Regions from separate parts of the Homo sapiens genome. Here region 1 is linked to region 2. Evidence: chromatin loops called from intact Hi-C (ENCODE). Cell type or tissue: Calu3. All regions are shown on one strand. Each heading gives the region's core, and the rest is flanking DNA. Links, peaks and the distances in the headings are about the cores only. Region 1 overlaps DLEU1 (deleted in lymphocytic leukemia 1). Region 2 overlaps DLEU1 (deleted in lymphocytic leukemia 1).

What was found. Peaks named below come from ENCODE experiments on the same cell type or tissue, not always from the same donor. Only the 100,000 strongest peaks of a DNase experiment are listed, where the experiment ranks them.
Region 1: it touches region 2 in a loop (2.0-fold over the local background); 3 of 110 quality-filtered maps call a loop at or near these places.

The regions. Positions count from the first base shown.
Region 1 is chr13:50,173,738-50,176,655 of GRCh38, forward strand. All of the region lies in intron 2 of DLEU1 (deleted in lymphocytic leukemia 1), which reads left to right. Among named protein-coding and RNA genes, the nearest start is that of DLEU2, 50 kb to the left of the region's middle. In Calu3, for the core only: no CTCF peak of the experiment used is centred there; no DNase peak of the experiment used is centred there.
Region 2 is chr13:50,364,664-50,367,581 of GRCh38, forward strand. All of the region lies in intron 2 of DLEU1 (deleted in lymphocytic leukemia 1), which reads left to right. Among named protein-coding and RNA genes, the nearest start is that of DLEU1-AS1, 160 kb to the right of the region's middle. RefSeq lists a silencer at 2,170-2,464. In Calu3, for the core only: no CTCF peak of the experiment used is centred there; a DNase peak (open chromatin) is centred at 1,398.

The sequences.
Region 1 (2,918 bases), core at 103-2,602, 190 kb before region 2:
GAGATATAGAGGACATTGTACTTCATCTAAATAAAACTGGGCCTAATTTTAGGCAGAAGGATGTACGTAGTGTTATTTTATTACCTTTTCAACAACTTTCTTAGTAATCAGTCATTTTCAATGAAGACAGTTTGTTCACCACCATATTTGAAGACTATTATTAATTTACCAGCTGCTATATGGTAAGGGGTCTGTCCTCAGCCTACCTTTGGTAGTTTGAACTAGTTATACTTTGTTCATCATTTTCTGACATCTCCAGCTGCTTACTAGACTTCTCTGTTTTGATTTTCCATTGTCACCTCCTATGTAACATGTCAAATAGGGAAATCATCGCTTTTACCTATAAACCACATCTTCCTTTAAGGCCATACCTTTTCTTTTAATGTTACCATTTATTTTCCAGTTCCCCAGGTGAAAAACTTTGATGTTTCCTTGTTCTCAACCCCTTCCCCGATCCAATCAATCAAAATAGTATCTATACTTCCTTTGTGATGCCTATGATAACCATTCTTTTCTTCCTTTCTGTTTCTATTACCAAGACCCTGGATTAGACCACGCATGAATGACATAGCTTCTTGAATCATCCTATTAGCGTTTTCTCCTCTTTTACCCCCTATTAGTGAGTAGGAACATTTTAGTTAGAATTACTCAAATATCAGTACCAAGTCCACACCCTTAATCAGAGTTGCTAGGGCCCTTCATGACTTGCTGATGATCACTCTAACTCAACTCTTGTACCCTTAAAACTGTTTGCTCTGGTCATATAGAAAAATGCAATTTTCCAATCTAGCCATGTTCTCTTTGACTTCCAGATTATTTGTATTGTGGTAGAATACACATAACATAAAATTGACCATTTTAACCATTTTGAAGTGCACAGTTCAGTGGCACTAAGTATATTCCCATTGTTCTGCAACCATCACCATCATCCATCTCGAGAAATGTTTCATCTTCCTAAACAGAAACTCTGTACCCATTAAACACTAATTACCTATTTCCCCTCCTCCCAGCTTCTGGCAGCCACTATTCTACTTTCTATCTCTATGAATTTAACTACTCAAAGTACCTCATATAAGTGGAAGTATACAATATAGGTCCTTTTGTGGCTGGCTTGTTTCACTTTGCATAATGTCCTCAAAGTTCATCTATGTTGTAGCATGTGTCAGAATTTCCTTCCTTTTTAAGGCTGAATAATATTCCATTATATGTCTATGCCACATTTTGTTTATTCATTCATCCACTGAGAGACATTTGGGTTGCAGTTTCTTCTCTTTAAGTGTATTCTGCTAATTAAAAACAGGTTACTCTTCCTGCCACTTCTTTCAGTCATGTTACTTTGCTGCTCAGAAGCCTTCAATGAGTTCCTTTTTACAGATAGGGTAAGTCGCAGCATGCACAGCATAACACTCAAGGCTCTTGCCTCTCTGGGCCCTGACCTATGTATAAAACCTTTCTGTTAATTATTAGTCTTCAACATTTATTCATGAAACATAGTTTTTGAGTGTCTGGTATGTGTTGGGCCTTGGGGTAAGTGCAGAGTAAACCAAATAGATATTGTCCCTTACCCTATGGAACTGACTTTGGAGTTAAGTGATTCCTTCGCTCAAGCCAGAAGGCTCTCCTTTTTACCTTGGAAGCTGGCTACTTCACCCAACATGAATATACCAAAGACCATTTGGTAAATGACCAGCTCACCAAAGCTAATTCTGCAAAAATCACTTGACCAAATAATGATTTTGCTGAAAAATTGAGGTTTATATTTTTTACTTTGTCCCTGTCATCACTGCTGTTCTCTTCCTGGGCATGCATTGGCCAACTGCTGTTTAATATGAACTTTGCCTGTTTTTCACATTCCAGACTCTGAGAATTTTTAGAATGGTCAACATTTTCTACGGGATGGTCAAGTGTTTTCCATTTGTTTGTTTATTTTTTAAAGCACTGTTTTTTGTCTTAATTACTTTTGCCTCTGTCCCTATTGCTCCTGCTTCTGCACCTTCCTGTGCCCTGGTGCAATGGCTATGAGAAATTGCTCTAAACCCTGTGTAAAGGATTTGCCAGATGATTGCTCAGTGAATTGTTCATTCGTTGAGTTAGTCAGTAAGAAGATGATCATTTGGCAAATTAGTTTCCAAACATTTTAAAATTTCTTCTCTCCCTTGTAGGAAATCAAAGGGAAGCATTTTCTACTATTTTTTTCAGGTCTATCCTCTCTGTTTGAACCATAATATCTTTTTTTGAGATGGAGTCTTGCTTTGTTGCCCAGCTGGAGTGCAGTCACACGATCTGGGCTCATTACAGCTTCTGCCTCCCAGGTTTAAGCGATTGCAGCGCCTCAGCCTCCCAAGAAGCTGGGATTACAGGCATGTGCCACCACACCCAACTAGTTTTTGTATTTTTAGTAGAAATGGGGTTTTATCATGTTGGCCAGGCTGGTCTGGAACTCCTGACCTCAAGTGATCCACCTGCCTTGGCCTCCCAAAATGCTGGGATTACAGGCATGAGCCACTGTGCCCAGCCAAACCATAATCTCTTTTAATAGCTCTGTTGATTTGTTTTTGGGAGTAGCCTTCTTGTGAGTAGGCTTCTTGGGAGTAGCCTTCTTACATCTTGTGCTCAGAATCAGTAGTTGCTTGGTTAATCTAAAGAAGCTGGTTAAGGTGTAGAATCATAAAAACAATATAGACACATCTTTTAAAATAAAACTCCAATGTGCATTCTATTAACCAATCCTTTAGGATCAAGACATTTTCTTCCAAAATGGGTCCACTAATTATTCAAATCATCTCTCTTTCATAAACCATACTCATTATGAATTACCTATGATTTCCAGTTTCAGTTTCTTTAGACAGGAGCAAGATCTTAAAGACACTGTGATACAATGAGTAAAGAATCCTGGTGTATTTTTACTATTTTTCCCT
Region 2 (2,918 bases), core at 131-2,630:
GAACATCGTTTAGCTTAGGGCTAATAACCTTCTACTACTGAGGCAACATCTTTCTGAATATTCTACTCAATTATATGTAAAATTATAAGGTTCTTCAATCTAGTTACTGGCAACAGTCACTTTTTCTGACCTCATGTGAGCTCCAGTTGCTGTTCTTTGTAATTCTTTTAGATGGTTCTTCCCCTGGTCTCTGCTAGCTTCCTCAGCTGTGTGCACTGATTAGTACTCTGTTGAATATTCAGGGGGACCATCTACAGATGTCTGATTCTCTTTCCCTGCAACTCTTTGTCCCCTCTCTGTCCTGCCAACTTTAGCCATGTTGGTCTTTCCAAACCCTTGCTTCATTTCTTCATTGTAGGGAATCGTTGAGCTGCACTGGAGTTTCTCATTCCTATGATATGGCCTGGAAACTTTCATGTCAGTAAGTTAGGGCTTTGGTAGGGTTCTTCTCATTCGTTTTCTATCTTATGTCTTCTGTTGGGTTCTGTCATGATGATTATTCACTATTGTGTTCACTTTCTTGTTTCATTGAACATATTTTTAATATTTTATCCAGTTTTTCTAGTTTGCTTTTGTAGATGGTTTGGTAGTAATTACCTAGTCTGCAATTATTGGAATAAGAGGCCTCAGACCTTTTAATTTCAACAAAGTTTTTTTCCAGAGAAGTGAGCAGCTATTTCAGGTCTGCTGGAGTCCTAAGGTAGAGTCCAATTGGGATTGAGAGCTGACCATCTGGCCAGTCTGCAAGTTCTTGCAGAAGAACCTACTGCTGAGGACTGAGGAGTGTGGGAGTGAGAGGGTGCTTGTTCTGAGGGGAGAAGGAGCCGGAAATGACAGCCTTGCTAGAGAACTGAATCATGGTTATCAGAGAGGAGGAGAAAGAGTGAGAATGCTGCCACATACTCATAGTTCTTTCCTGTTCAGATCCCATTCGATTTGTGAAGTGTGACATTGAGAGTCTGTTAAAATTGAAATGCACTTTTATAAAAATTCTGTAAAATATGGAGCCATAGGCTCTCTATCAACAGGTGGGAGTGAGAGGCAGTGAAATCTGAGTTATGACTGTTAAGGTGACTGTTTAAGTATACCCAGGCTGTGAGGCCTGGGGGAAATCAGGTTACACAGAAGCCAAGTTAACCCGGATCCAGCTCCACCTTGCAGAGTTTCGTTAACAGAAGGGGTCCTTGGTACAAACCCGCTGCCGGTCAGAAACTGGCCTGAGGCCAGAAACTCATTTTACCTTAACCTCAGAATGTCCATCAGATGATGAGGTTCTTGCCTAGGACGGATATTTTTCTAAGTTGGTACTCAGAGATTGACTTAAGAGTCCTTAAAATTTCACAATGAGTCACACATAAGGCCAGGTTTGCTGAAACCGAAAGTGTTGAAACTGCCTGGGGGCAATTTGTCGGTAACCTGTAGGCATTTGAGAAGCTATGAAAAGGATTAATATAATGCATAAAATGAAAGACAAGCAGTGGGGGTGGGGAGTGAGAAAACTATTTCCAGTGAACATAGCCCTAGTTCAGAAGACGAAATCTATATTTCACTCAGCAGAGGGTACAAATCTGTATTACATTAACTCAGCAATTCTAACCAAAACAAAGACAGGATGGCAAATATTTAAACAGTGATTAAACAGTGCCCAGGCAATAGGAAATGTCTGCTCTTGCCAACTGTTTGCTTGAATGAAATAAAATAAATAAGGGGCATACAAACTGTGTCTTCCTGGTTGTTCTCAGGGACCTTCTCTGGCATAGGGGCAGCTCCCTCAATCATGAACTTGAGTCTCATGGGTCCCATTAGAAATAGCCTAATGAGAAAGAACTCTGAAAACTGTTAATGGCTAACAGGGTACAGAATATGTATTTTTCTTTTAACGTATTTTACGTATATAAATGGCAGGGTACAATCAGAGCAGATTTCCCCACCAGGAGGTTGAATGCTTAATTCAAAACAAACGCCTATTGAATTTGATAGTAGATCTCTCCCCTCTCTCCCTAATTTGGCTTTTTGCCAGCTGTTAATCTAATTGCAGGGGTGGCAGCCTGAGATTCTGTGGCCCTCTAGGGCAACTCAAAGTACATATTGTCATTACTAATTATTATATAGTGTTGCTGTGATTAAAAGCACCACTGTCCTTTGAAAAGCCTCAAATGAGATGACAGCACAGAAGCACCTGAGTGTGCCCCATAAACTGATATTCTATTTGCTGTGCCATTAAAGTTCAACAATGCCATTATGTCTTAAGTGACAATGAAAAGTTCCCATTCCAGCTTTTAGTCAGAATGACCACAAGTTTGATGAAACCCCACTCAACCTCTTCTCCAGTCATCTTGAAAGTGAAGCTGTTTGGTGTGTTGGTGTGAGGTAACTAACCATGGTGCTACTATGCGCTTTTGTAGGCAGAGCTGGCCTGGTGACTTAATTCACATTGGGACACTTACTGTCACATTCATCGCACTGGATTAAATACTGCAACTGAACAGCCAAAAGAAGAGGTATCGCTATAGGTTGAGTGATATCTTCCCCTCAAAAGATGTGTAGAAGTCCTAATCCCCATTTCCTCAGAATGTGACGTTATTTGGCAATAAGGTCGTTGTAGATACAATTAGTTTAGATGAAGTCGTACTGGAGTAGGGTGGGTCCCAAACCAAGATAACTGGTGCCTTTATAGGAAGGGGAAATTTGTACACAGGGAGAACGTCTTGAACATAAAGACAGAGGTGGGGAGATGTAACTCCAATCCAAGGGATGCCAAAGATTGCCAGCCAACCACCAGAAGCCAGGAGAGAGACCTGGGACAGGTTCTCCCTCACAGCAGAGTGGGCTCATGTCTTAGCCTGTTTGAGCTGCTATAACAAAATACCATAAACTAGATGGCTTATAAACAACAGATATTTATTTTTCATAGTTCT